Linked DNA regions of Homo sapiens: region 1 is linked to region 2. A link is a loop called in an ENCODE intact Hi-C map of the cell type or tissue named here. Cell type or tissue: endothelial cell of umbilical vein. All regions are shown on one strand. Links, peaks and the distances in the headings refer to the core of each region. The heading gives the core; the rest is flanking DNA.

Region 1 (10,332 bases), core at 1,314-9,313, 200 kb before region 2:
TTTTAACATAAATAGTTGTTGAATTTTGCCAAGTGCTCTTTCTGCATCAATTGAAATGACCATGTAAAGAAGTTTTCTTTTATTTTATTAGTTTGGCCTATTACATACTGATTTTCATTTTGTGATCCCCCTTGCATTCCTGAGATAAATCTCACTTGATCATGTCATACAATCTTTTTTATATATTGCTGGATTGGTTTGCTAGTATTTTGTTGAGTATTTCTGCAATTATATTAATAAGGGATATGGTCTGCAGTTTTATTTCCTTGTGATGCTTTGTGTGGTTTTGGTATTTGGTATAATGCCCTCATCGAAGGCGCTGGGCAATGTCTCCTCCTCCTATGTTTCTTGAAAGAGGTTGTGAAGGATTGATATTCATTCTTTTTTAAACACTTGGTAGGATTCATCAGTCATTCTTGTCATCATGTCCCAGGGTTTTCTTGTGAAAAATTTGTTATTACTAATAGTCACTTTATTGTTATAAGTATATTTAGCTTTTCTATTTCTTCTCAAGTCAGTTTAGGTAGTTTTTGTCTTTCTAGGAATTTGTTGACATACAACTGCTTATATTCTTTTTATTTCTCTAGGTTCAGTAGTAAGTACTCCCATTCATACCTGATTTTGATCATTTACATTTTCTCCCTGTTTTTCTTGGTCAGCCTACCTAAACTTTGTCAATGTTGTTGATTTTTCCAAATAACCTACTTTTGATTTTATTTATGTCCTCTATTGTTTTTCTATTCTCTATTTACTTCTACTTCAATCATTTTCATTTCTTTCTTTCTGTTTACTTTGCATTTAATTTGCTTTTGTATTATTAGCTTCTAAAAGGAGAAAATCAGGCTATTGATTTGCGATCTTTATTATTTCTTAATATAGGCATTTACCACTATCAATTTCCTTCTAAATGACTGTAATAGCTGCATTCTGTAAGTTTTAGTGTGTTGTGGTTTTGTTCTCATTTGTAAAAATAATTTATGTTCTTTATGCTGTCTCTTTTGGCTTTTTGGTTATTTAAGAGTGTTGTTTAATTTTCCTAAATTTCCTTTTGTTATTAACTTCCCATTTCATTTTCTTATGATCAGAGAACATGCTTTGTATAATTTTAATTTTTTTACATTTATTGAGACATTTTATGGCTTCACACATGATTCATCTTGGGGAATGTACCTTCTGCACATGAGAAGAATGTAATCTCAAGTTTTTGGGTAGGGTGCTAGCTATATAGATCTCTTTTAGCTTTGCTATTCAGACATTCTATTTTTTACTGGTCTCTGTCCAGTTATTCTAGCCATTATTAAAAGTGAAATATCAATGTCTCCAACTATTAACGTTGAACTATTTATGTCTTCCTTCAATTCTCTCAGTATTTGCCTCATGCATTTTGGAACTCTGTTGTTCAGTACATATATGTTTATACCTAGCATGTCTTCTTGATTAACTCTTTTATCATTAAAAAGTATCCTTCTTTGTCACTAATGACAGTTAGTCTTAAGGCACATTTTGTCTGATATTAGTATAGTCATTACAGCTCACTCTGATATTAGTATAGTCATTGCAGCTCACTTTGGCATTTTACAACTCTGACTTAATCTTCACTTCCTGCTTGCATAGAGTCTCCAAGTAAGCCAGAAGTGAGAACTCAGACTTTCTAAGAAATTTTCTGGAAATTTACAAAATTCTATGTAGACCTATTGCCTCCTAGAGTCTCAGAAATATGTTGGAGGTCTTCCAAGTCTCCATGGATATCTCATTTTCCAGCTTTTCTTTTTCTTTTTAATTCAGCTCCTTGTTTGGCCCAACTGTTATCAATGCCTCAGGCATCTGCAATGATGAGTAATTACTGCTGATTGTTTTCAACAAATGCCTTGAGAAAAAGGCCTTTCACACTGGCCAAGCTTTGAGTCAGGTCAAATAAAAACAAGTGCTGTCAATTGCACTTCCAGTGTACTGCCCTACAGAATCAAATAAAGCTCAGGGATTGGGGTTTAGGGGAGCTCCACACTCATTCTTCCCCTTCTAGTGGTTTCTAGGCTGCTAGTTGTCACCATGATTGCAGGGCTATGTTTTCAATGCTGCTGTAAATCCTGGAGGAGAGGATTTCACAGGGTAACTTACAACTGCACATAGATTGCTGTTTTTCCAAGAGATGCAGCAGGTTTTTTTCTGAGTAAATGCTCCTTGGATTTCTGCGAGGTTTCCCAGGTCTGGAAAAGCTGATTTTGGAAATTTTGCCAGTGTTCTTATTGTTTTTATAGAGAAGCAGATTTTTAGAAATCTTTACTCTTCCATTCACGCTGATGTTACCCCCATTACAGACATGGAGGTAGCCTATTCCTAGAAATTTTAGGAAAAAAAAACCTTGTCGCCAAGTAACCTGGAAGCCTGGTGTATGTTTCTATGCCTTCATTTCCAAATATACTAAAAATAATGCAAGTGACCTCTTACAGGTGAGAAAAGGCACTAATTTAATTGGCAATTAAATTCCCTTAACTGACTTTGAGTAGGAATTACTGTGGATAGAAATGCGAGAAAGGTGAGCTCCAACTTGGTTTCTGTTCTCAGAAAGCTTTTAGTCAGTTTTATGTGCTTGTAGCACGTCTTCTATGGGAGTCCACATATTTCCATTTTAAAAAGTTTGTGGTGTCCATGTTCCCAAGATGTTGGTTTGGCAAGGCGTGTGAGAAAATCTAAAGGGCAAAGTGCAGAGATGAGAGTTGTCAATTATTCAATCAAGTTGTATAGACACCAATGTGGACTCTTCTGGCTTGAAAAGGCAGGGAAGAGTTTCAACTTGGAAGGTGTTTTTCTATTTGAACCTGAGGATCAAGATTAACATCTTCTCTTACCAATACGTTCTGGATAGTTGTATTTTATTTTCAGGCTTTGATAAACCTGGAATGCCACTGCTTTATGGGTAGCCACAAGGCTGGACTTCACATGAGAATTCGGCTTTTGTGAGTCTAGCCTTAGCGCCTTTTCTTTCCCTTCTCTTCATTTTGCAAATGAACGTAAACAATTCATTTCCCATTTGAAAACCTACCTATAAAATCAAGGAAAAAAAATGTGTTTAAGTTCCCTTAACTAGTATCCTCTACAGTTTCTCTTAAGTCTTGATTTATATTGCACAATAAGGTAGGCTTTTTCCAAACTACATTAGGGTGATAAATACAACAATGTATTTTATCCTAGAAGAAGTTAATTCCTATCTGGTAGCTTTGATAAATGTGCTTCTGATACCTCTTATTCTAATTATGCAATAAAATAACTAGGCTTTTTCAATTCACTTTTCTCAAGCAAACTTTAGCTTACTGTCAGAGGCATGTGAACCAGAGCAACTCCATCTTGAATAGGAGGTGGGTAAAATGAGGCTGAGACCTACTGGGCTGTACTCCCAGATGGTTAAGGCATTCTAAGTCACAGAATGAGACAGAAGGTTGGCACAAGATACAGGTCATAAAGACCTTGCTGATAAAACAGGTTGCAGTAAAGAAGCCAGCCAAAACCCACCAAAACCAATATGGCCACGAGAGTAACCGCTGGTTGTCCTCACTACTACACTCCCACCGGCGCCATGACAGTTTACAAATGCCATAGCAACATCAGGAAGTTACCCTATATGGTTTTAAAAGGGGAGGCATAAATAATCCACCACCCCTTGTTTAGCATATAATCAACAAATAACCAGGGCAACCAGCAGCCCTCTGGGCTTCTCTGTCTATGGAACAGACATTCTTTTATTCCTTCACTGTCTTAATAAACTTGCTTTCACTTTACTCTATGGATTTTCCCTGAATTCTTTCTTGCAGGAGATCCAAGAACCCTCTTTTGGGGTCTGGATTAGGACCCCAGTAAAATTACCACACACCACTAGAGTAATTGACTTATATTCTCTGTCCTCAAGATGGGAGGTTCTTGAGAACAGGAACTTGGTTTTATATTTCATTATATCTCTGATATCTAGCATAAAACCTGGTGCATAATACGTGTCAATAGGTGTTGAACAAATTGTTGCAATTAAATTTAGTAAACATTGATTGAGTGCTTGCCATTTGTCAGCTAACGTTTTAGTAACGGGATACAGGGATGTGTTTAGATTCTCATTGAGAAAAGAAAATATAAGTGCACAAATGACATTAAGCAATGGTAGATGATGCTAATTCCTGTGAAAAACGTAAAACGGATAAATGGAGTAGAGAGTAACAAAAGGAGAATTGGGAGAGTTCTTTCAGTCCAGACAGTTAGAGCCGGCCTCAGTGAAGAGATAACAGAGGAGACAGATTCATGATCGTAGGGAAGATTAATCCAGGCAGAAAAAGAAACAATTGCAAAGGCTCGGAATTGAGCCTGTTTTATTATGTCACACCCAACATGGAATTTCTTCCTAGAATTAGAGGAGAGGAGAGAATTTTTAGATTATGCATTTCTTTAATTTTTTTAATTGCAAACTTCTACTGCTGAAGAATAGGAGCTCTCAGACAACAGGATATTTTGCCAAGACATGAAAACAGCTTTGCTCCTGGAAAATTATTTTAATTGTTCTGGTGGGAGGTATTGAAAAAATATTTACTGGAGATTCACTTTAGGGCCACAAAATTAAAACAGCAATTTAGCAACAGGATCATAGTTAGTGATGTTCGGAGACGTATTTGGTTGTTTCGGTTTATTTTATTTTATGGTAATTTAGCTGAGGTAGCTTTTATTTATTCAGAAATATTTACCCCTTTTCATTAATGATATGTGCTCTTACAATGAAATTTTTTTTTTGCTTTTTTTTTCTCCCAAGTACATCTTAATTAAAGTTTAGCCAATTTTATGCATTGAAAAGTGTAAAAGTATTCCCTGAGCTGAAATTCCTCTGAAAGAGTGGAATAGAGCATGCTTCTTACTGATCCCAAGTGTTCCAAATTCTGACCCAAATAAGACCTTTGGGGGTTCAAGCTCATTTACATTTCATAAAATGTAACTTCCTATTTCTGGAGAATAAAAGGCTTTGAAAGTCACAAGGAAACGGCTCAAAAGGCATCCAGGGCATGAAATAGCTTTAACAAATCCTGCTTGATGAGTTAAGTGTAAAGGAATCAGAAACATATGGATTACATTTCCCATAAAATACACATAGGCTTAATAGCGAAGAAGAAAAAGTGGCTGTGGCCCAATGTGATTCAGGTTTTTTCGAACCTAAAACATTTGGAAAATAGTTCAAGATGGTTAATAAACCCCAAAGCAAGCCCAGTCTGTCCTTCCTACTGTAGGGAGGAATGTGCTGGATTTCAATGCAGTACAAGAGGGTGTCTGCTGGATTACTGACAACTCTCTTTGTCACACAAACAGTACCTCCTAGGGAGACAGAGAGAAAGGCAAGGCAGGTTTGCACTTGTCTGAGATATGCAGAATACTTTGGACCCCACTGGCAGAAAGTGCATGTTTCTTGGTCCTAACTCCTCCTAACAGCCATAACCTTCTGACTCGGTCATTTCAAGTCATGGTTATGGAAAGCCTCCTCCTCTCCTTTCTTTCCATGGCCACCTCCATCCTACTCACTCACCCACCCCCTGTAAAAAAAAAAAAAAAAAAAAGAAGAAAAGAAAAAGAAAAACATCAACATTTCTAAAATTGTTCTTTAAGAGATTGTTCTAATCTGAGCTCATTTAGGAAATGAGGAGTTTGAATAAATTGCATTCCCAGGCTTAAATTACTGTGTCATTCTTGGTGACACAATGAACCCTTTCACCTAGCATTGTGTCCTAGGAAATTACAATTCCTGCCTTGAATGGACCTGCTAGAGAACAAGCAGAGGGTCAGTTGCAGATCATTAGTCAGAGGGGATCCAGAGCCCATGAGTCAGGACCTCTCACTGTTGCAGGAAGCAATCCTGACCACTTACCCCCAAGTCTCTTCAGGCCCACTGCCCTGGGGGAGCTACCACACACTGCAAAAGAATGTCCACACTGTGACTGCAGTGTGGGGACCAGAGACGCACTGAGTCAGGCCTGCTCTTTCAGGTGGAGGTCAATGCTGTTCTGTCAGGCAGAACCAGTACTCCTTTGAGATGCAAGATTTTGAGGAAGTGCTTTCCAGCAAATGCTCCACTTTCTTCAACTTCACAAATTCTTTAAGGTTATCATCTACTTTCCATTTTCACAATCACAACCATTATTCGGGGATTCTTATTCTACCCATTATGTCCACAGTCTTCAACTTAAAGCACCAATCCAACCATATCACCTTTCAGTAACTCTTTCTTCAAACATTTGGTCATCTAACTACTGACCTGTCAGATTCTTACCAAAAAAAATGACCAAGTAATATTGAAACCTGGGGAAGCCTTAGCATTTTCAATCTTAGAAGGCAACTGAAAACAACCTACAGTGAGTAGTTATGTAAATGAGGTGTGTTTAGATTCTGAAGATGATCAGACCAGGCTATCTTTGCCAGACTTCTGCAGGGACTCTGGAGTCTAGAGAGAAGGCAACTGAATATCCATGTGCTGCCTTAACCTTGGAGTCCTCAGGATTCTAACTTGCAAGTTTTCTGCTTAGAACTCAGCATTTGGGGCAATGGCTTCCAGCATTTTTTTTTTCCTTTTCCTTTAAGTTCTGGGATACATGTGCTGAACATGCAGGTTTGTTACATAGGGATACATGTGTCATGGTGGTTTGCCGCACCCATCAACCCATCATCTAGATTTTAAGCTCCGCATGCATTAAGTATTTGTCCTAATACTCTCCCTCCCCTTTCCTCCTACCCTCCGACGGGCCCCGGTGTGTGATGTTCCCCTCCCTGTGTCCATGTGTTCTCGTTGTTTAGCTCCCACTTATGAGTGAGAACATGCGGTATTTGGTTTTCTGTTCCTGTGTTAGTTTGCTGAGGATGATGGTTTCCAGCTTCATCCATGTCCCTGCAAAGGACATTCTTTTTTGTGGCTGCAGCATTTTTGAATATAAAAAATCTTACAGTTCACTATATTCACTTCCCCATTTTAGATCAATACTCAAGACCGAAGGCTTTCTAGTTATCTAGCCTTCCTCATCTTGTCCGCAGGATTATCTGTACTTTCCTGTCATTAGACACCTCTTCCACAGATTACCACTCACTCAAAGCCACCTCTGCAACTCTGTGTTGTGTCTTCTGCCTGACAGACTCTTCCTAGTGCTACCTGCAATATCTGTTCCCTCTCTTCCCCCAGTGCATAAAGCCACTCCTTAGCAAGTTTAACTTCTTCACTTTCTCTCAAAATCTTGTGCCTTCAATTTACCCGGCTGGATGTTTTGTTTGTTTGTTTGAGACAGTGTCTTGCTCTGTCGCCCAGGCTGGAGTGCAGTGGTGTGATCTCAGCTCATTGCAACCTCCGCCTCCTGGGTTCAAGCGATTCTCCTGCTTCAGCCTCCCGAGAAGCTGGGACTACAGGTGCCCGCCACCACACCTGGCTAATTTTTGTATTTTTAGTAGAGATGGGGTTTCACCATGTTGGCCAGGCTGGTCTTGAACTCCTGACCTTGCGATCCACCTGCCTTGGCCTCCCACAGTGCTGGGATTACAGGCGTGAGCCACCGCACCCGGCCTGGATGTTTCTTTACTAAACTCATCTCTACCTGATGCGGTTTGGATATTTGTCCCCTCCAAATCTCATGATAAAATGTAGTATCCAGTGTTGGAGGTAGGACCTGGTGGGAGGTGTTCAGATCATGGGGGTGAATCTCTTATGAATGGATTATCACCACCCCCTTGGTGATGAGTGAGTTCTCACTCTGAGTTCACATGAGATCTGGTTGTTTAAAAGTGTGTGGGCCCTGCTCCCTCTCTCCTTTTCCTGCTCTGGCTGTGTGATACACCAACTTCCCCTTTTCCTTCTGCCATGATGGTAAGCTTCCTGAGGCCTCACCAGAAGCAGAAGCTGGCACCATTCTTCCTGTACAGCCTGCAGAAGCATGGGCCAAATAAACCTCTTTTCTATATATATTACCCAGTCTCAGATATTTCTTTACAGTAATGCAAAAACTGGCCAACACACCACTTGACATATTGTGTACAGGTCAGCCATCTCTTATTCTTATTCTTATTCTTTTTGTTTGGGGTTTTTCTTTTCTTTTTCTTTTTTTCTTTTTTTTTTTTTTTTTTTTTGAGACAAGGTCTCACTCTGTCACCCAGGTTGGATTGCAGTGGCACCATCATGGCTCACGGCAGCATTGAACTTCTGGGCTCAAACCATCCTCCTACCTCAGCCTCCTGAGTTTCTGGGACTACAGGCATGCTCCACTATACCCAGCTAACTTTTTGCTTATTTGTAACGATGAGATCTCCCTATGTTGCCCGGTCTGGTCTCGAACTCCTGGGCTCAAGCAACTCTCCCACCTTGGCCTCCCAAAGTGCTGGAATTACAGGTGTGAGCCACCATGCCCAGCCACCATCTCTTATTCTAAACATATAAATCCAAACATCCTTTTGACAAAGTTCTCTTTTTTTGCAAGTTCTCTTCTTTTGCAACTCCTATTAACATCTAATAAAGACTAAGTTTATCCAAGTTAGTAAGATAACGTGCAATTTATGAATATGCAGTATATATACAATATTACTTTGCTACAATTAGCAAAACAGCAAGAGGATTGTAGGTAGGTATGTCTGTGTATTTGAATATCATTCTATGTGATTTTCCTCTATCTCCCTCCAACTAGAATGTAAAAACTTTATGGATACTGTAAATTAGCTTATTTTGTTTACTTCTGTATACCCAGTTTCTAGAATAGTAAGCCCCCCAAAAATATCTTTCCTGAATGATTAGATGAAATCCATTCTTCCATGGGGGTAATCCCATAGCAAAATAAACTCCTACATCTTTAACCTTTCTACTCTATATTTCTCTGCCTCACTGTGGTGATTACGACCTGATTCTCCCAGAGGTAAAATTTCTTCTGCAGATCTTCCAAATCCATGAGTTTATCTGCCTGGGGTAAAACCTCTTTTCCCTTTGAAGTTCCTGCATTTGACTCTCCTCTGCCCTGCCATGTTGTCCTCATCAATCCACTCCCCAGTACCCACTCTTCCTTCATCAAGGACTTTGGCATGTGGCTTTCCATCTTCATTGCCATCACAGTTCCTACCAACACTCTGCGAGTCTCCAATAGGCACAGGGATGACACCTCTGATGCCCGGCCCTCTTGGTTCCTCCACACTCTCAGCACTCCAGTCCCCTTTCCCTGCACACTTCATTAGCTCCTTGTTCCCACAGTCAAATGTCATCCTTATTACAGTAAATGCCACCGATACTTCTTGGACGGACGCCTACAGTTTTAGCTCCCTCTCGGGTGCTTCTCTTTACCTGTACTTCCCCTGCATACAATCTCCAACCCTTTGAGCCTTTACTTATTCCCATAAGCCCCTCCTTCCTCACTTCCTTCCCTATGCAGCTCACTGTTCACCAGCCCAGAGACTTCTGTGAACCCCAAAAATCTGAGACAGGTCTCGGTTAATTTAGAACGTTTATTTTGCCAAGGTTGAGGACATACACCCATGACACAGCCTCAGGAAGTCCTGATGACATGTGCCAAAGGTGGTCGGGGCACAGCTTGGTGTTAATACATTTTACGGAGACATGAGACATCAATTGATATGTGTAACATACACATTGGTTTAGTCCAAAAAGGTAGGACAGCTTAAAGGAGGGGCTTCCAGGTCATAGGTAGATAAGAGACAAATGGTTGCATTCTTTTGAGCCTCTGATTAGCTGCTCCAAATACATAATCAGATATGCATTTATCTCAGTGAGCAGAGGTGTGACTCTGAATAGAGTGGGAGGCAGGTTTGCCCTAAGCAGTTCCCAGCTTGAGTGATTTTGGGGGCCCAATATTTATTTTCCTTTCACACTTCTTTGTCAGTACCTTGACCTCCCTAAGTTTAATGTTTTTGCTTTTTTTGTTTGTTTGTTTGTTTTCTGTTCCAGCCACCCAGATAAGTCAAAATGTCACCTTTTTCCCTGCTTAGAGAAAATTATGCTGTCTTACAGGTTGATGCCTTAAAAACACCTAACCTCTAACCTCAAGCCCCTAACCTCAAGGCATGCCTGATGCTGTCCAGCTCTCTCTTGAATTTCTTTATTCAGCCTTCATTTTCCAAAGGAACTATTTAAACCCTCTTAAGCCCTTCAACATTTTAACCCTGTCATTTGCCCCAACACTATGCAGGTAAACACATCTTCCTGTTTCACAGAATAGCCAGCACACGGGAGCTCTTGACTTCCTTCTAGGCTTAGGAGCTAACCAGGGACAGATTCTCTTCATTCCATTCTAAAGGAAGAAGTGCTGTCCCCAACCTGCATTCTAAAACCCAACCTTT
Region 2 (10,332 bases), core at 1,421-9,420:
GATTTTGATGTGTATGAAGTAAAAAGAACAAGATGAAGAAAAGTTGTTTTGGTGTATCACCACTCATATAAGACAGGTTGATATAGGAATACATTAAACTATCTGCTTATAGCTTAAAACAAACAATAAAATAATAAATCTTAATTTTTTAAAAAATCTGCATATATGACAGGAAAAAAAAGAATGGAGTGGACAGACCAAGAGAAGAAATTAGCTTTGTATGAATCTACCTCATTCTAGATATTTGCCTTTGAAACCATGTAAATGTTTTACATAATTATAAAATACAGTTATTTGTAATGCAATGTCAAGAAATTTAAAAATAAATAAATAGTCTTAAATATATAACAGGTACAAATATAGTTGGTGGCATAGTCACATGCAGAGAAACTAAACTATGTGACTCTAAAACACAACAATTTGTCTGCACATTCTGGAAGGGTGTACTCTAACGCTGTAATATGCTGAGGACAAAGACAACTTCCAAAAAATAAAGTTGTATACTCTTTTCTATAATTATATTGTTGGTATTAGCATTGATGTTGTTATTTCCAGACTGTTGTGTGTACATTATAGGAACAAAGAGATGAATATTTATGTGATACTCTAATTCTATAATCCCCTATATTATTGAGAACAGGATTACTGAATTGGAGAAAGAAGATAAAGACGTGATATCAAAATAGGTTAAGTGAAAACCTCAAGTAGTTGTGAATTTTAATTGGAAGATCGATACAAACTCATGATTTTTTATCTTTAAAACATATCTATATATTTCTTAGTACTGCCGACTAAGAAAGCCAACCCAGTAGCAATGATGACCCCTACAGACTAGACTGTAGCGTCCAAATACTTTTTCCCACTGAAACGAACCAGGGCTTCTTGTAGAAATGGTTGTGTACAGATATAGAACAGGAAATGTACAAATTAGACTGGAATTCTACCATATGAAAAGAACCCTCTAGAAGACAATAGATGTCTTGTAAAAGCACTCAGGAGCCACCCGAATCAGCTCCCGCTGGTCAAAGTGGGGGATAATTTGAACACCAATAAGGAGAATAACTGCAATGGATTGGCACATCCCAAGGATGTATTTCATGTATGCATGCCTGCATTTTTATATGTATGTATAATATATGAGATCACAATAATCTCCCCAAAATAAATAATCACACTAATTGATCATAGTTGGATGATGCTTACTACCTCATTATTTTGAAAACTAAAAAATACATAGAAAAAAATTCAGCATTTATTATTTTCCTATAGAAACTGTACCATTTGGAAGAAGAGTTGTAAATGAGGCATTTCTCTTTATAGAAGTTCCTAGCTAATGCATGAAAAAAAATGTTAGAATTAGACTATAAGAATTTTTCAAACCCCAATGAATTCACCTAGGATGTAGGTTGCTAACAACAGCATCTACAAACATCATAAAAAGAAAATAAGTCTCCCTCCAGAAGAAACTAAAGCTACCCACAAGCCTCCCCCTGCCCACAACCATACCACCAATTAATTTTCAGATTTATTTGATGAAGTCTTTACACATAACTATCGATTTATAGGAAGCTCAGAGGACAGAGCCGTGTGAAATACTATCTGCAAAATCCAGACTACAGACAGAATAGCCCAGTTTATTAAATGAATAAATTGCAAAGAGAGAGAGAAAGAAGCAGAGAGAGAGAGCAAGAGAGGGAGCCTATAAATTAAAAGTTATTTGAAAGACTTCAAATATCAACCTATTGTAACATGGAAATTATTTGGATCCGAATTCAAAGAATTTGTAAAAATTTAAAATACAAATAGTCACTGACTAGATATTTGATGATACTAAGAAACTACTGCTAATTATTTTTAAGTGAGATAATGGCACTGTGGTTTTATATTTTTGAGACCTTGTCTTTTAGAGATGCAAGCAGAAATATTACGGATGACATAATATGATGTCTAGGATTGCTTTCAAAATAACATGGGAGGAGGGTATCAGTGCAGAGATAAAATGAATTTGGCCATGAATTGTTAGTTGTTGAAGCCGGGGGTTGAGTACTAGCCAGATCACAATAGTGGTCTGTTTTCTTTTGTATGTTTGGAATGTTCTATGATTAATATTTAAGCAAGGAAAAAGATCTTGAATGTGAAGTATTTAGACAGTACCTGTCACATAAGAAACAATTACTTAGGGCCGGGCGCAGTGGCTCACGCCTGTAATCCCAGCACTTTGGGAGGCCAAGGTGGGCGGATCACCAGGTCAGGAGATCGAGACCACCCTGGCTAACACGGTGAAACCCCATCTCTACTAAAAAAAAAAAAAAAAAAAAAAAAAAAAAATTAGCTGGGCATGGTGGTAGGCGCCTGTAGTCCCAGCTACTTGGGAGGCTGAGGCAGGAGAATGGCATGAACCCGGGAGGCGGAGCTTGCAGTGAGCTGAGATTGCGCCACTGCACTCCAGCCTGGGCGACAGAGCGAGACTCCATCTCAAAAAAAAAAAAAAGGGAATATTCATTTAGTTATTGGTAATTAACTATTAATATTATTTTATTACTTTATAGATGAGAGTTCATAAGGTTAGTTTTCCCAAAGATATTTATTTTAAGTAAGGTATATACATGTGTATAAAACATACAGCAATTCAGTAAGTAATACATATATATGTATACCACAATAAAGCATTATTATCAGTATCACCTCATGTTCCATATCATTGGGCTCTTCAGAGGTATGGGTTATTGAGTTCAAGACTAGCAACCCACTTCACAAAATGGCTTTTGTAAAAAGATATTTTAGAATTCATTTATTGAAACATCATAAATTTTAACAAACACTATAATGAAATGTAATTGACCAATTTTATTATCTCTTTATAAGGAGATAATTACTCTTTATAAACAGTAATTTACTGTAATTTTACTGTAGTAAATTATTTTGTAAAAAGTAATAAATCATGAGAAATTGACATGTTTTGTTGTTCAGTTGCATAACCACTTTCTCTATTTGTCTCACTCCAACTGAAAATAAACAAGGTCTACCCCATGCAAAGCCCTGATGTATTGTTGCTTGCTTATATGCCCAACTTCCCCTTTCTGTACCTGTTTTCCCATTGTCCTGCCTGATAATCTTTCTTACAAACTCAGTCATCCAACACCCTCCTGCAATCTTCAGTCCCTATGCTATCAAAAGAGATCTAAGTGGTTTTCACTGGTCAAATTGGATATACTTTGATTCACACTAAATCATACCAAAAATCCTGCTTTAATCTGGTATTTACATTTTAAAGATTTTGTTTCTTTGTTTTATAGAAGAATACACTAAAGCACTTCTCTACTTTTATTAAGGGGAGATTTGGTGATCAGAAAAGATCTATTCAGGCCTGGCACCCTCTGTCCCAGGTGGTGGAGACAAAGCTCATCTCTAAGTCAACATAGGTAATAAAAATAATTTCAGGAAGGTGGCAATGGAGATGACATTCTAGGCAAAGCGAAAGGCAGACATAAGCACACAGCTGCAGGTGATATGCAAGTGCATAACTTGTTTGGGGAGAACGTTGTAAAGGATTTGGTGGTTGGGGGATTTATGCTTTAAGCTATAGGTCAGCAAACTGGAGCCAGAGGCCCAAATCCAGCCTGCCACCTGTTTGGGAACCATAAGCTAAGAATGGTTTTTACAGTCTTTAATGGTTGGAAAAAACATAAGAATAGTATCTAGTAAGATGTGAGAATTATATGAAATCCAAATTTCAGTGTCTATAAATAAATTTTCTTTGAGCACAGTTTACCTGTATTCTATGGCTGTTTTGTGCATGACAGCAGAGCTGAGTAATTGAAATAGAGACGACGTGGCCCGCAAGCCCTAAAATATTTTCTATCTTGCCCTTTACAGAAAAAGTTTGATGATCCCTGCTTTAATTAAGAGGGAACCAACAGAGGATTATAATGCAGAAAACCATGATCATGTTTATGTTTTAGGATAGGTAAAATAATATAAAGAGTTGAAATTCTGAATGCGTATATTACCAAATTGGCCTTTAGAAAGTTATACCAATTTGGGCTAGGTGTGGTGGCTCATGCCTGTAATCCCAGCACTTTGGAAGGCTGAGAGGGTCGGATCACCTGAGGTCAGGAGTTCAAGACCAGCCTGACCAACATGGTGAAACCCCATTTCTACTAAAAATACAAAAATTAACTGGGTGTGGTGGCATGTGCCTGTAATCCTAGCTATTCCTGAGGCTGAGGTAGGAGAATCGCTTGAGCCTGGGAGGCGGGGGTTGCAGTGAGCTGTGATCACACCACTGCACTCCAGTCTGGGTGACAGAGCAAGACTCTGTCTCAAGAAAAAAAAAGAAAGAAGGAAGGAAGGAAGGAAGGAAAGAAAGAAAAAGGAAGGAAGGAAGGAAAGAAAGAAAGAAAACAAAAAGAAAGTTACACCAATTTCCAAGGCAACAAGAAGTTTAGAAGAATGCCTGCTTCATTAATTGGGCACTTGATTTCAATGGGTATCATTATTGAATATATTCTTCCTGTTTACGCTATTTACTTTAATGGGCCCAAAAATAATGCTGTCATATTACTTTCATTAGAATTACTTGCTTGTCAGAGTGAACATTTTTTCAAATGTTTAATAGTAATTCCACATTTCCTGCATGTCTGTACTCTATTTCCAACAAACTTTTAAATTGATGTGTAAGAACTCTCTATGTGATGTTTAACCTTCAGCCTCAAGTCTGAGCAAATAGGTCAACCAATGTCTCCTGGAAGGGAAGGTCTCAGTAGGATGTCCTAGTGTGATGTCCCCTTGTGGGATATCAATTTGGTGAGCTCATGCTCTCAATAACACTGATACAAAATTGCCATCTGGAGAGTTAGACTAAAAGAAATAATGCACATATTCATCTCTTTGACTTATTTTCCTTTGATTTTGTATATTAAGAGACTAGTTTGTTCTTGTTTCTGGTTTTGCTGTTTGTTCATTTGCCTGTTTGTTTTTCCTTTGAACACAAAATTTGTTTCAAAAAATTCCAAGGCAATAGAATCAGCACCTTCTTAATGTATCTTATCTGCCACTAACCATCTGTCTGGGCCAACTTGGATGCCTTGAACAAGCTCAATGGCTTACTCATCAGGAACACATTTTCCTGCTAGGACACTGATAAGCCATCAGCAGTACAACTGATCTTAACTTCCCCAGACTAATTCCAAGGAAATTTACCCACATTGACTACTTGCAGAAAGCCATTTAACTACTCAAAGACAGTGAAATTGGCATAGAAACACTTTGCAGGAAATAAACGTAAACCTAAAAAACCATCCAGTCACAGTTAAAGACTTGGCTCTGTATAACTCCAAACCTGAAGTTCCTATTTTCCGACCTCTGGGTTTTCTTTTCTGCCAAAGGACTAAGAAGAATAAGTGATAGAACGAGAGACAGAGACAGAGAGAGAGAGAGGTATTTTCTTTCAATAATTATCAATAAAAATCATGAATAGAGTTATGAAAATTGTATGTTTACTAAAGAAACTGCAATGTGACATCTCACTTCAGACTCCTAATCTTCAGTCCCTTTATTCCAAATATTCAAATTTCATTAGAAAATAACAATTCCAAAATCTAAAATTCTTTAATTAACATGTACTTAAAATTACTAAATAATAGGAAATTTGAAGATAGACTTTGCTGCATTAAATTTTCTCAGCTTTTGTACTCTGTCATGTTGCATAATTTGAATTTTAAACTTTCTATGGAAAAGCTAATAATCTATTGAGATAAAAACTCATCTAAGTTTTGCAGCCAAGGACATTGAGGTAAGCACATTCTATTCTGTAGAAGAGAAATAAAACTTTACAATATTCACTAGAAGGAATACAGTGAAAAACTAGCTGCATGAAACTAATTCCCCCAACCCAGAAAGAAGTATGGACAGTTGAGGCTTAATTGCGGCAGTCATGAAGAAAAAAGGTCAAGTCAAATTTACAATGGTAACAATTTTTAAGGGAACTCTGAAAGTTCATTGATTGTATTAGAAGAGTATTGCTTATGTGGCCCTCATTGTCCAGGGTGGAAATCAAAAGCTCAGTTTACTAGGGGTCTCCACGTTGACACCATGTAGGCTCTCTTCTCTACCCATTCCCACCCTGTAACTATACACAAGTGTTTCTAGGCTTCCAACGTAGCCAGGTTTCATGGTGCGATGAAAGTATCATTCCAAATTCACAGTTATTCAGGAATAGTGAGAAGCCCCAAATCTCCCGGTTCATTGCCCCAGACAAAAGCATTGGCTTCCTCCTCGGTCCCAGGAAACTATACTGCTTGGGCAATTGGAGGGTGTAGATATACTGCATTTGGATCTCAATCATTGTGCTCAGTGGTTGCTCTCCCCATTCAGAGTTCCCAGGGCACTCAGTGGTGGCGTGACCCAACATCACTTTCTCAGACCATCTGTAGAGGCAGCACCTGCTAATTCCCTGCTGAGATTTCTATTGGCAAGGCTTGCTCAAAGCACTTGTTCAAAGCTCTGGGAAATTGCATAATATTGTGTTAACTTTCTGACTGCACTTTCTGCTCCTGTCTGTGGTTCTTTAAGGTAAGGTACATTTTCATTCATCTTCTGTTGAGTGAAAGTCATACAAAATTCGAATTTCCTTACGCATTCATTCAACTTCTGTTGAGTGAAATTCATACAGAATTTGAGTTTCCTTAATGGCCCTCACAGACAGCAGCAATATATAGTTTATCAGTCACCTCTCCTGGGATAGAATGCTGTATTATAGTCCCTTGCTGTTGGAAGGGTAGTCTGAGGACCAGTAGCATTGGCATCACCTGGGGGTTGAATAGAAATGCAGAATCTCGTCCCCCACCTCAGCCCCATTAAATCAGAATCTGTATTTTATCAAGAACTCAATGTGATTCATATGCACCTTAATGTTTAAGAAGCATGGCATGCTGGTGGGGCTGTGGAGAAATAAGAACACTTTTACACTCTTGTTGGGAATGTAAATTAGTTCAACCATTGTGGAAGACAGTGTGGCGATTCCTGAAAGACCTAGAACCAGAAATACCATTTGACCCAGCAATCCCATTACTGGGTATATACCCCAAAAAATGTAAATCATTCTATTATAAAGATACATGCACAGCTATGTTCACTGCAGCACTATTCACAACAGCAAAGACATGGAATCAATCCAAATGCCCATCAATGATAAACTAGATAAAGAAAATGTGGTATGTATATGCCATGGAATACTATGCAGTCATAAAAAGGAACAAGATCATGTCCTTTGCAGGAACATGGATGGAGCTGGAAGCCGTTATCCTCAGCAAACTAACAGAAACAGAAAACCAAACACCACATGTTCTCATTTATAAGAGGGAGCTGAACAATGAGAACATGTGGACACAGGGAGGGGAACAACACATACTGGGGCCTGTTGCGGGGAGGTAGGAGGAGGGAGAGCATCAGGAAAAATAGCTAATGCACGCTGGGCTTAATACCTAGGTGATGGGTTGATAGGTACAACAAACCACCATGACACACATTTACCTATATAACAAACCTGCACATCCTGCACATGTACCCCAGAAATTAAAATAAAATAAAATGAAGTGTGGCAAAAAGAAATGTTTACTTCAGTGCATCCCACTTACATATGAAACAAAGGAGCATACATCCAAAACTCCTTTTGGAAATAGCCCTTACTTTTATCCAGTAAATTTCCAAGGGAAATGCACAAAAAACATTCTAATATGTGTGGGTTATACCTAAGTGAAGAATCCCTTGAGGTTAATCAATGGTTTTCTGTGCAAAAATGGAAATCAATGGCATTTGATATGAGCTGATTTAACTTGCAAATGATACGGCATATTTATGCAAATAATGGCAAGTAGGCCCCTAGTCGTCTCTACCAAAACCCACACTTTATGTCACACCTGATTTTTGTCTCATACTCATGGAACTGTTCATGATGACACTTTCATGAAACTGTTCCTAGTGAGAGGAAGAAAACCTGAAAATAATTTTTAATATTATTTGTGAGTTACCTATAATAGTTCTTCAATAAATGCCAGAAATTTTCCAAATTTGCCTCTTACCTCAATATTCCTCACTGGTATTAACTATGATAAGAATAACTCAACATATAAATCACCCGGTTTCATCTCCACTCAGCATCTTTAGTAAAAGGGCCTAAAAGGCTGAATGTTTAACAAGCACCAGCATGATTCTTAGCAACAAGGAATTCTGAAAAACTTGGCAAGTTGTTCCACACTCGAGAGGGTATCAGATTCACCAGTATGCACTCTGTTAAAAAGATCAGGTTTCTGGATCCCAGCCTGAGGTCCTGATTCAGTAGGTTGATGGAGGAGCACAGGATCTGCATTTTAAACAAATAGCCGAGGTGATGCTCAACGAACTATTCCAAAAACCACCCCCTGAAGGGCATTGCATAGGGGTATTACCCTACTGCAAATTTGTCCCCATCCTGTTGTCTGGGACCAAAGCCACTCTCAAGTCATAGTCTACTGGATCATATTTCCCATGGTTATGGTTCAGACCTTTACAGCCCAATTTAACACAAAATGTGTTCTTGCCTCAATGACGTTACTAACTAGTTCCCTGTAATTTTCCTATCAACAACTAAACTCCCTACCAGTCCGTTAGATCCTTAGTAGTTAAGGTTCCCGTCCTCAAAGCCCAAATTACCCCTGATAAGGTCATGGAAAAATTCTTCCGGCTCTGTCCAATGCCAGCTTCTTGAGCAGAACTTTGCTGTCTACCTGCTGCCTGCAATTGGGGATCCTTGTTCATTGTTGTGATCTTTTCTTTGCTTAATTGATCAGAGGTTTTCATATTTATTTTTAGCCACAAAACTTTTCCAAGAAAAATCTTACATGGAACTCCAGTAAATTATCAACCAAGCAAAACTGCTCTGAGATCGTGGGAGAAAGGAAAGTGCAGGCAGAATCTAAGTAGGCATTCTTCCCCCTCCCCAGTGCACACATGCATGCACACAGTCACATCCTCATTCACCCATTTACACACACACAACTATTTGCTCACATTTATGCACACTTGCATTTGCACACTCCTGTTCACACTTACACATACACAATCACATGTACATCCTCATTTATACAAATACACTCATATGCACACACCTTATTTGCTCACATTTACACGCACACATACACACACGACCCTGAGGCAGTTCTGCAGAACCTTGTGGATCTATGGAACACAGTCTGAAAATCTCTACTCTGGGTCACGGATTCAATTTTTTCGCCATTGTCTTATTGGACTGCCTTCCCAGACTTGAATTCCTGACTTTAAATCTACCTTCAAAAGATAAAATGTCTCTTCTTGAAAAACAACTAATGAAATTAGCTCCCGTGTTTACACTTCCAGTTCCATCTTACTCTATGGATTGGGTAAAAGTTCCCATCCAAACAATTCCTATTCAGGCCTACTCAACCATTTATCAAGCTTGGGCTGTTATATGCTCATAAATATTTTCTGGAAAAATAAATTAACAAATTAAAGTTAGAAATCATCATGTGCAACTGAAATACCTAAGTATTTAATGCTTTGGTACTATTATAAATTTTATTTTTTAAATTTAAATTTATATTTTTTCAATGCTAATATATTGAAATATGTTGATTTTTGCACATTGACTTTGTATCCTGCAATCTTGCCAGGCTCATTATGACTTTTAGTACCCTTTTGAAGATTCTTTAGACTTCTCTACACAGGCAATCATGTTGTCTGCAAATATAAACATGGCTAGTTCTTCCTTTCCAAGCTACATGCTTTTTATTTATTTTGCTTACATAATTGCACTGGCAAGGACCTCCAGTATGAGGTGGATTAGGAATGGTGAGAGCAGATATCCTTGTCTTGTTTTTAATATTAGAGGGAGAACATTCTATCATCAAGTATGATGTAAGCGCCAGGCCACCTTTTAGTATATGCTCTTTATCTTATATAAGAAAGTTTCATCCTACCCCTGGTTTACATAAAGAGTTTTTATCATGGGGCAAGGCGGGGTGGCTCATGCCTGTAATCCTAGCACTTTGGGAGGCCAAGGTGGGTAGATTGCCTGAGCTCAGGAGTTCAAGACCAGCCTGGGCAACATGATGAAACCCTGCCTCTACTAAAAATACAAAAAATTAGCTGGGAGTGGTGGTGCGTGCCTATAATCCCAGCTACTCTGGAGGCTGAGGCACAAGAATCGCTACAGGCAGAGGTTACAGTAAGCCGAGATCGTGCACTGCACTCCAGCCTGGACGACAGAGTGAGACTCTCTCTCAAAAAAAAAAAAAAAAAAAGAGTTTGTACCATGAA

What was found. A loop is a pair of places that touch in the nucleus more often than their neighbours do. Peaks named below come from ENCODE experiments on the same cell type or tissue, not always from the same donor. Only the 100,000 strongest peaks of a DNase experiment are listed, where the experiment ranks them.
Region 1: a loop joins it to region 2, with 7 times the contacts of the local background. A loop is called at or near these places in 2 of 110 quality-filtered maps.

What each region holds. Positions count from the first base shown.
Region 1 is chr17:69,865,871-69,876,202 of GRCh38, reverse strand. The region is part of intron 4 of LINC01483 (long intergenic non-protein coding RNA 1483); the gene reads right to left. Among named protein-coding and RNA genes, the nearest start is that of LINC01497, 91 kb to the left of the region's middle. In endothelial cell of umbilical vein, for the core only: no CTCF peak of the experiment used is centred there; DNase peaks (open chromatin) are centred at 1,722 and 5,812; H3K27ac peaks cover 2,238 bases.
Region 2 is chr17:69,667,881-69,678,212 of GRCh38, reverse strand. All of the region lies in intron 3 of LINC01483 (long intergenic non-protein coding RNA 1483), which reads right to left. Among named protein-coding and RNA genes, the nearest start is that of LINC01483, 79 kb to the right of the region's middle. In endothelial cell of umbilical vein, for the core only: no CTCF peak of the experiment used is centred there; a DNase peak (open chromatin) is centred at 5,092; H3K27ac peaks cover 1,529 bases.